2 separate regions of the Mus musculus genome follow, and region 2 is linked to region 1. The links are chromatin contacts, found by POLR2A ChIA-PET in ENCODE. All regions are on one chromosome and are shown on one strand. The core of a region is the stretch at or near the end of the contact, and the rest is flanking DNA. Distances in the headings are between cores, read along the strand shown. Region 1 holds the start of Ccdc9 (coiled-coil domain containing 9). Region 2 holds the start of Slc1a5 (solute carrier family 1 (neutral amino acid transporter), member 5).

Region 1 (5,032 bases), core at 2,377-4,876:
AAAAATGGGCATGGGCAGAGTAGTTTACATCTGTAATCCCAGCACTCGGGAGACAGAGACAGGAGAATCATCTGGAATTTGAAGACAGCTTAGACACATAGGAAGAGCCTATCTCAAAAAACTAAAGTGTGCAGATTGGTTCAGTGGATAAGAGTGCTATACTGGGCTGGAGAGATTGCTCAGTGGTTAAGAGCACTGACTGCTGTTCCAAAGGTCCTGAGTTCAATTCCAGCATCCACATGGTAGCTCACAGCCATCGGTAAAGGGGTCTTCTGGTATGTCTGAAGACAGCTACAGTGTACTTATATACATAAAATAAACAAATCTTTTATTTATTTATTTATTTTTTAATTAGGTATTTTCCTCATTTACATTTCCAATACTATCCAAAAAGTCCCCAATACACTCCCCCCCACTCCCCTACCCACCCACTCCCCCTTTTTGGCCCTGGCGTTCCCCTGTACTGGGGCATATAAAGTTTGCAAGTCCAATGGGCCTCTCTTTCCAGTGATGGCCGACTAGGCCATCTTTTGATACATATGCAGCTAGAGTCAAGAGCTCTGGGGTACTGGTTAGTTCATAATGTTTTTCCACCTATAGGGTTGCAGTTCCCTTTAGCTCCTTGGGTACTTTCTCTAGCTCCTCCATTGGGGGCCCTGTGTTCCATCCAATAGCTGACTGTGAGCATCCACTTCTGTGTTTGCTAGGCCCCGGAAATAAATAAATCTTAAAAGAAAAAAGAGTGCTTAATACCTTTGTAATGCCTGGCAGTGGTGGCACACGCCTTTATCCCAGCACTCGGGAGGCAGAGGCAGGCGGATTTCTGAGTTCGAGGCCAGTGTTGTCTACAGAATGAGTTCCAGGACAGCCAGGGCTACTCAGAGAAACCCTGTCTCGAAAAACCAAAAGAAAAAAGGAAAAGAAATACTTTTGTTTGTTTGTTTGTTTGTTTTTTTGAGACAGGGTTTCTCTGGCTGTCCTGGAACTCATTCTGTAGATCAGGCTGGCCTCGAACTCAGAAATCCTCTGCCTCCCAAGTGCTGGGATTAAAGGCATGTGCCACCATGCCCAGCAAGAAATACTTTTGTAGGGGAACCAAGTTCAGTTTCCAGCACCCACATGATGACTCTCAAGTGGTACACAGAAATACATGCAGGTGAACCCCCCCAACACACACACATACACATAAACATTTTGTGAGATAGGGTCTTTCTGTGTAGCTCTGGCTGTCCTGAAACTCACTATGTAGAACAGGCTGGCCTTGAACTCCCATTTAGCCTCCTTAGTGTTGGGATTTAAGGTGCTCACCACCACTGCCCAGGGCCAGCTTATGTTTCTGTTTAAAAGAAAAACAAAAGAACAACAAAATTAGACTGCAGATGTAGCTAAGTGACAGAACCTGGTCACGAGCCTGCTTTGTGTACAACACACACACACACACACACACACACACACACACACACACACACACACACAGGCAAACAGGCAGGCAGGCACACAGACAGGCATGCAGGCATGTAGGCAGGCAAGCAGGTACACAGACAGACAGGCACACAGGCACACAGGCACACAGGCACACAGGCACACAGACAGGCATGTAGGCAGGCAAGCAGGTACACAGACAGACAGGCAGACAGGCAGAGTTGCCCCTGTTGAATTTCAGTGAAGTATTGTTGGCAATTCCTGCTAACAGAAATAACTCTAACACCCATGAGACAGGTTGGACATATTGTGGCCATTTGTCAGATGGGATATCTTACAGCAGCTTAAGGTGGTCAGTTTGGTGGGCAGAGCTGCTCAGACCTGTAATCCTACCCTAGCACTGAAGAGGCTGAAGCAGGAGAGTCAGGAGTTTGGGGCCAACTGAGATATTGTCTTAGTCAACATTTTATTGCTGAGATGCAACACGTGACCAGAAAGCAAGTTGGGAGTAAAGGGTTTATTTGGTTGGTTTTCATATCAAAATCCATCATTGGAGAAAGTCAGGATAGGAACTTAATCAGAGTAGGAACCCAGTGTGTTTGCTCTCCAGACAAACACCAAAAAGCTACAACCTGGGGGCAGCAGTTAATGCAGAGGTCATGAAGGAGTGGTACTTACTGGTTTGCTTCCCAACAGCTGTCTCAGCCTGCTTTCCTATAGAACCCAGGACCATCAGTTCAGAGATCAGGCACCACTCACAATGGGCTAGGCCCTCCCCCATCAATCACTAATTATGAAAATGCCCTACAGCTGGATCAATCCCCAGCAACCACATGGTGACTTACATGGCAGCATTTTCACAACTGAGGCTCCTACCTCTCTGATGACTCTAACTTGTGTTAAGGACAACAAACCAAGCCAGTACAGATATTTTTTTTTTAAAAAAGTAATAATTAAAGTGCCAGCACATTGCTCAACAGGTAGAAGAGGTTGTGCACCTGACAGTCCAGGGGTCAAACTGAGGTCATAATTGGCCCAGTGTCTTTACTCTCTCAGCCATGTCACCCTGCTTTTTCTCTCCCTCCCTCCCTCCCTCCCTCCCTCTCTCTCTCTCTCTCTCTCTCTCTCTCTCTCTCTATCTATCTATCTATCATGCTGTTTTTGACCCCGAGGCAATCCTCCTGCCTCAGTCTCCCAAGTGCTGTAATTAGAGGCATGACACCCAGCTTTGTATAGTTGATTTTTTAATATGAATTTATTGTACTTTTATTGTTTTGCCAGTTGATAAAATAGACATATCTGATAAGTTATTTTTAATTATTATAAATACAAAAAAAGGCATGCTTTAAATAACTTGGAAGATTCTACTAGCTCCTTTTTGTTGCTTCTTCAAATCAGAAAGAACATTGCTTTTGTAGTGGACGTATTTTGCCACGACGCCCAGCTTTGTAGTTGACTTTTTTCCTTTTTTTTTTTTTTTTTTTTTTCAAGACAGGGTTTCTCTGTGTAGTCCTGGCTGTCCTGGAACTCACTCTGTAGACCAGGCTGGCCTCGAACTCAGAAATCCGCCTGCCTCTGCCTCCCAAGTGCTGGGATCAAAGGCTTGTGCCACCACGCCTGGATAATGTTGATTTAAAAAAAAAAAAAATATATATATATATATATATTTTAAAGACTTCATGTGAGTGCACTGTCACTGTCTTCAGACAGACCAGAAGAGGGAATTGGATTCCATTACAGATCGTTGTGAGTCACCATGTGGTTGCTGGGGATTGAACTCTGGAGGAGCAGACAGTGTTCTTAACTACTGAGCAATCTCTCCAGCCCCTATATAGTTGATTAAATTTTTTTTTCTATTTTTATGAATTGGTTACAGTTTCTATAATTAAGGTTTCATTTGCAAGAAGAGGTAATGAAACCAGTTTAGGTTTTCTGGGGTCCCTGTAAAATGTCTGATTTCTACTTAGTAAAATCGGAAATCAGTAAGCCAAAAAAGGAGCCCAGAGATTTAGGGCTACATGTCTGTGGGTTCAAGTCCCACCTCGTGCCCCCAGTCCAATCCCTGAAATCAGAAAGAAGAAACAGGCTTCTGCTACCTTCTGCAGAGCCTGAGCGGGTGCGGACCCTTTAAGGCACCCGGAAATGGGATGTCAAGACCGGAAGTGCCCTACTTATTTCCTCTCTTCACGTGGTGCGGGCCGGAAGTGACGAGTGAGGCCCGGGAGCTGTGGACGCGAAGGCGGACGAAGCCGGAGTCGCAGACACCGCGGGGTCTCCGGGACAGGTGACCGGGGGAGGGGGCCGGGAGCGCGCCCGGAGAGGGCGGGGCCTGGTCGCCCACGTGAGGGGAGCGTGAACGCGCGCGGACTGGGAGGCGAGCCGCCGGCGGGGGCGGGGTCAGGGTACTCTGCGGGGGGCGGGAACCCGACGCCCACATGTGTCGCTTGAGGGGTGCTGAGGTTGGGCGGTGAACACGTGGGCAGAGCCAGACGCGCGGGTGCTGGCAGGCCCGAAGCCCTGGCGGCTGCCAGAGTGGGGCGGGGCTTGCAACGCTGTGTCGGTCTGGGGGCGGGGCCAGAGTTTTGCCTGGAGGACTAGGGGCCCGGCTCGGGACGTTGGGCGGAGACGCTGGGGGCGGGATCAAAGAGTGTAGGATGGGGATAAGAGGCGGAGTCTGGGCGTTAGCACGGTGGAAACTGGGGGCGGGGCTAAAGTGTTGGGGCGTGTAAGGGGTGGAGTTTGGTCGGTAGGCGGGTGAACCTGGGGGAGTGGTCAAAAATGGTGGGCGGAGTAAGATGGGGGCGGGGCTAGAGTATTGCTTGGGGCCTTACAAGTTAGTCTTTGCTGTAGGGAGTGCCACAGGGCGTGGTCATGAGGGCCAGGGGTGGAGCTAAGGGGGGGTGGATGTGTTTGGGGCGGGGCCAAAGTTTGGAGGGGAGTGGGGAAAGGGGCAGGGTTTGGGCTTTGAGTGAAGAGGTGATGACTGAGTTGCGGTGTTGTGCTGGGTTTGGTCAAGATGCTGGGGGTGTAGCCGGAATGTTGTCCTCAGTGTTTTAGGTATTGATTGCTGCACTAGGGCGTGGTTACATTATTTATTGCATGGGACTAGTGTTTGGGGCGGAGACTTCCTGGGCTAGGCAGGAAAGTTTTTTGGTTCTGGTGCTGGGTCCTGATTCTTGCCCAGAAGCTAGGGGAGGGTCCAGGGGCTGGCTGAGACTGGGTGGAGGTGGAGCTACGATGTCAGGGATTTTGCGGGTGGGGCTAGGGTGCTGGTGGAGAATGGCGAATGGCGGGGATAGAGTTAGGAAGTTTTTACTGAGCTGGGGAGCGGGGCCAAACACAGGCAGGGAAGTAGGGAACTCAGAGGCGGGGTCAGAATGTTTCCCAGTCTGTTGGGGGGCGGGCCAGTTAAATTGGAGGTGGCGCCAGAGTGTGAATTTTTGGTGGGCGGGGCCAGAAGTCTGGAGGGAAAGGAGGGGCTTGAAGTTTCACCCTAGGTAGGGGTGGGACCACAGACGTTTTTGCAGGTCAGGGATGCGGTTGCTGCTGGCAGTTTTCTCTTGTAAGCCTCTGTAGAAGTTCTGTCATCTGCCTTGAGTATCACTATGAA
Region 2 (5,137 bases), core at 2,330-4,829, 490 kb before region 1:
GGCCCCAGGAAGTTGAGGTTTCAGAACCAAGGGGAGGTAGGGGTGGGAACTAGGCTTTTGAGAGGCAGGCAAGGGCAGGGTCACACCAGACCTCAGCTCCACCCCCAGCAACCATTTAATACCCTGGGCGTCTTGCATCAGCTCCTTCCTGGAGGGCTAAGGACAGGGTGATCCCTAAGGAGCAGGCTGGTGGGTCTGGTGGGTCGGAAGGCATGGGGAGGACCTGGGCATAATGGATGGTGGCCTGGAAGGCTAAGCCACACGGGGTGGGACCGCTGTTCCGGTTATGAATATGCACGTGTCCTTGTATGGCTGCTCATGCGTGGCGGGTGTCTGCCCAATGCCAGGTGGCACAGCTACTGCTTTACATCGTCCAACTCCTTCTTAACTGAAGTGGACTCCAGGTGTGTGGTGCAGGCATGGGGACAGCTGAAAGGACAAGGTTACACAGTATGACCCCGTCTAAAACCCCATGGATAAGTAAAGGAAAACTAAGGCACAGAAAGGCAAGAAACTTTCTCAAGAGAGATTGTCCTTGTTCTTGGGAGTTGAGAGGCCCTCATGTGGTCCGGGATGGCCTAGAACTCCTGATCCTCTTGCCCCCGCCTCACCGTGCCGGGGTCTGGCAGTGTGGGGCAGCCATGTCTGACTTGTACTACCTACCCTCTTGAACACGGGCTTAAGCATTCACATGGCCAGGGGCGGGATTGAAGGTGGCACCATGCCAGTGGTGATGCATGCCTTTCCAGCACTCAGGGGACAAGAGGCAGGTCAGGGATTTCTGAGTCCCAGGAACAGAGAAACCCTAGCTCAGCAATCCCTCCCCCTGCCCGGGAAAAAAACAAAACAAAACACCTTAAAAGAAAGTGGTCCTGTGCGGGAGACTGGGGGGTCAGGGGAGCTAGATGAAGATTCCCAGCATGCATATGGCAGCTTACAACGACCTCTAACTTCAGTCCCAGGGAATCCAATAACCTCTTTCGGCATCTGCAGGCACCAGGCACACATGTAACGCACACACATACACGCAGGCAAGACACTCACACACATAAAATAAAAGCGTAAAGAGTATCCAGTCCCTCGTGGGTTGTATGTGTGCCTCCCAGCTGGTTTAAGGCCACGCGGGCTTCTCAGTGCCTAGGTTTACATGCTTGAAAGCTGGGCGTGAAGTATCCTGGCCTAGAGAGTGTGAGTTCCAGCTGTTTTGAGCTTGCCTGGGAGGAAAAGCCTCAGCTCACAAACAGCCTGAAGGTGGGTGTGCCGCCTCGCCACCCAGGGCAGGGCCCAGGATCCAGCTAATCTCCATCAGCCAGAAGGCATCCTCAATACGGACACCAAGGGCACAACCCTTCATGTCATCCCATACGATGGCCCAGAAGCAGAGGATGCCCGGTTTTCTGACTCACGGTTTCCACATCCCCACCACCCCACCCACCTCACTTCTCTCTTCCTTCCAGGAAGTCCCCAATCTGAAGATACTGAATCAGAGGCCCTCATGGCAGGACCACGTGGACCGGGAGTCTAGAGTCCTCCAAAGTGGGAAGGGTACAAGGATAAAATGTCACTCTCTGCTTTGGGGAAGGCACTGAAGGGGACATACAAGAGGAAATGAGATGGTAGGGCAGGGAGGGCGAAGGCACCGGAAGTCTGACTGCCTGGCCCAGGTGAACCAAGTAGGGTTAGAGGGAACAAGAAGCTGTGTTCCGGGGACATTCGAGCACACTCCTATCGCTGGGAATCAGGCAGCCTCTCACATCACCATTGGGCCTCCACCGGCTCATAGGAGTGAAAAGGTCACAGACCCTGGGTCCAAATCCTTATCCAGGAGCCTCATCTCTGCCCCTCTGCCACAAAAGAATCCCTCCAGAAGTTTGCACAACGTTCTTGTTTGTTTGTTTTTGTGGTTCTTCATAACTTTCATGGGGGGGGGGTGGCTCTTCTTAGGGCAGTCCTTGTATCTTTTATAACACTTCCCTTGCAAGCCAAGGAAGGAGGCCGAGGCAAGAGAGCAGCCTGAGATACTTGTAGCAGACTTGTTTTCAGTAAGCTAAATGATGCTCCTTCATCCCAGCCACTAGGGTGATGGAGGTAGGGCGCTAAGGAGAGTTCAAGGACAGGCTTGGCTGTACGAGACCCTGTACTGTCTCCAAAAAGCGTAACAAGACTAAGAAGGCTTATTATTTTTCCTTCCTCTAAAAGCCCTCCATGTTTAGGCCCGCCCCCAAATTTGGAGAACTTCCGTAAAAGTTCACCCTTCCAAGATGTTAGCGGTCCTGTCACCGTTACCTTATTTTCCTAGATTCTAGAAGGCATGACTCAATCTGGAGGACTCAACCTTGGTGACTAGTGGCGGCACACACGGGTAATCCCTGTACTCAGAGGGGGTAAAGCAGAAAGATTGCACGCTTGCACTGGCCCCTAACCACCCCACTGCCTGGCGGGAACGTACCTCACGAGATCTAGAAAGGAATCCAGCACCTCTTTGGTTGGTGCACTGCGGGCACAGGGGTCTACAACAGAGTCGTTGATGGAGGTGATGGCGGTAACGGCGGCGCCCGGCTTCAGCGCCAGGGCCAAACCCACGCCGAGCGCCGACGCGAGCAGTGTGGTGACCAGGAAAAAGAGCAGCGCCCAGGCGCCCACACGACCGAGCGCGCTAGGGTCCAAGCTGGCTGCACCTCCGATCAGGCTGCACACCACGAGCGGCAGGATGATCATCTTCAGCAGACGCAGCAGCAGCTCTCCCGGGAAGGCGAAAGCGGTCAAGCGCGCGGGACCCAGCGCGTCAGCACCGCCCGCCGCCGAGACCCCCAGCCCCAGCCCCACGCCAGCCACCACCGCAGCCACCGTGAGCAGCACCAGCAGGTTGGCGCGAATGCAGCGGCGCACCCGGTCACGGGAACCGCAGCAACCACCTGCTTTCGCACTCTGGTCCTCTCTGGATCCCAGCGCGGGGCCACCGTTCGCGGTGGAATCCACCGCTACTACCCCTTTGGGGTCAGCCTTAGGGGGATCCACTGCCATGCTGAGCCGTAACAGGGAGGTTCCTTGTGAGCCTGGAGACTAGGTGTGACGTCCTTAGGACCGAGAATGGAGGCTGAAACTTTGCAGCGGTCCTTGAAGTTATGCGTCCACCGGATCTCGGAAACTGGAGGGTCCTAGGCTCCCTGAGCTGTATGCGGAGATCCCTTTATTTTTCCTGGTGATGTCGAATCCCCGAAAACTGGGAGTTGAGAGCGCCTTGTTGGAGTAGGGAACAGCTCTTCAGAGGGTTCTTTGACTCCCTGAAGGAGTAAGGAAACTCAGGTAGCTGAGGTCTTCAGGAAGCTCAACCCAAGTGGCATAGATCCGGGATGCCTTGCTCCGGGAGACCGAGATCCCAGGATTAGGACGCCTGGCTCTCGGACTCTTGGGTACTGGAGCCCTAGAAGGAGTGGACCGAGCGTTTCGGGCTCTGGAGAGAAAAATCAAATTTCCAGATGCAAATAGGAAGCAGCCCGGGGGATATGGAAAGTGGCGCCAAGGAGAAACCTCCCAGGCCGCGCCGCGTGTCTCTGAGGCTGCTAGACGGAAGCGACCAGGATTAAAGGCGGAGGGGCGTGACTTGAAAAAGCGGAGGGCGGGACTTGAAAAGGCGGAGGCCGTCCCGCAAGCGCTGATTGGTTATGGAACATTCGGCGCCAGGTGGCGAGCGAGGGGCGGAGCCAAGATCACAGTGGGCAACCTAGGGTGAATAACAATGCATAGCCAGGGGCGGGGCCGGGGCAAGGGCATCGAGCCAGAAAGGGTGCAAAGCCTCCAAAAGGGGCGGGGCGTTGGGAAACTATCCAACCCACACCCACCCACACGCACCTCACCACTGGTCAAAAGAATCTAATTGTGGATCATATCTGATATTCCACAGAAGGACCCCTAGAAAGGGCAGACAGATGAGTGGCACACACCTTTAATCCCTGCTCTCAGGAGGCAGAGGCAGGCAGATAGATCTCTGTGAGTTCAAGATCAGCCTTGGTTGGTCTACAGAGCGAGTTCTAGGGCTGCCAGGGCTACATAAAGAAAAAGAAACCCAGTCTGTAGAAACAAATTGGGGAAAGGGAGGGAGGAGGGGCCAGTAGGCCCCAACATTGAATGTGGGGGATTTGAACTCAGGCCCTCATGCTTGAGCTGCAACCCAGTCTCTTTCCTCAGATAGTCACAGATTGGGTCCTCCCCACAGGAGCATGGCACATGCAACACACACAAATAAACAAATATATAAATAAATGTAGCAAAAAATATTTAAATGGCCAGTTCACCACAAACATTCTTAGTTTAGACACTGTTACCCATCAACTGTAAGAATAACAGACTTAGAGAGGAGGAGGAGGAGGAGGAGGAAGAGGAGGAGGAAAGAGGTCTGCTGAATCCAGAATCTTTGGGACATGTAGGGTGGGGAAAATGAGGCTGAAGTTTGTGGATCAGGATTGGCTAGGAGCGTTCTGCCCCACTGCCTGCCCCTAGTAAGAGAAATACTCAAACTGGTTCCAGCCAGCTCTTTGGCCCAACCTCCTACCCGGATTCCTTGTGATTTCATCAGTGGGAGAAAGGTCTGGGGCTTCCCAAAGGGTGAAGCAGGGTAGTGAGAGGCTGGGCTGAAGGAGGAGGACAGCCAAGAGTCCCTTCCTGAACTCTGTTGACCACTTGAGAAACGCCCTGAAGAATGGCTCTTTTGGAAAGTCTGGAGCTTGCCTGGAGGTGGAGCAAAGGAGGCTACAGGGCTCAGTCTGTTCTACCAGGCGCTCACCCGCAGCTCTCAGGACTGCAATCCCAACTATGGAAGGATTCCAAGGTCATGACCAGCCTGGGCCACAGACATCAGAGTAAAGATGGGAATGAGGGGCTGCTGGGAAAGGCTAGCCTGAGAGAGGGCAGGGAGGGCTTGTTGGAGAAGGAAGCAGGGTTTCTTCGTGTGACTCTGACTATCCTAGAACTTGCTCTGTAGACCAGACTGGCCTTGAACTCCAAAATCCACCTGCCTCTGCCTCCCTGCTGGTATTAAAGGCATGTGCCGCCACCACCACCACCACCACCACCACCACCCGGCTCCATCATAGCTTTTGAAGGATAGTGTTGTTAATTTTTGAATTTACTGGAAAAG

Evidence for each region. ChIA-PET counts read pairs that join two places held with the same protein, here RNA polymerase II (POLR2A).
Region 2: POLR2A ChIA-PET joins it to region 1 with 17 read pairs in embryonic stem cell. The contact joins the promoter of Slc1a5 here to the promoter of Ccdc9 in region 1. POLR2A ChIA-PET finds 5 or more read pairs at or near these places in 2 of 5 experiments (Patski and embryonic stem cell).

What each region holds. Positions count from the first base shown.
Region 1 is chr7:16,285,374-16,290,405 of GRCm38, reverse strand. Ccdc9 (coiled-coil domain containing 9) reads left to right here and starts at 3,626. Exons shown (of 14, transcript NM_001382411.1): 1 at 3,626-3,706.
Region 2 is chr7:16,779,788-16,784,924 of GRCm38, reverse strand. Slc1a5 (solute carrier family 1 (neutral amino acid transporter), member 5) reads right to left here and starts at 3,579. Exons shown (of 9, transcript NM_009201.2): 1 at 2,450-3,579. The coding sequence starts at 3,024.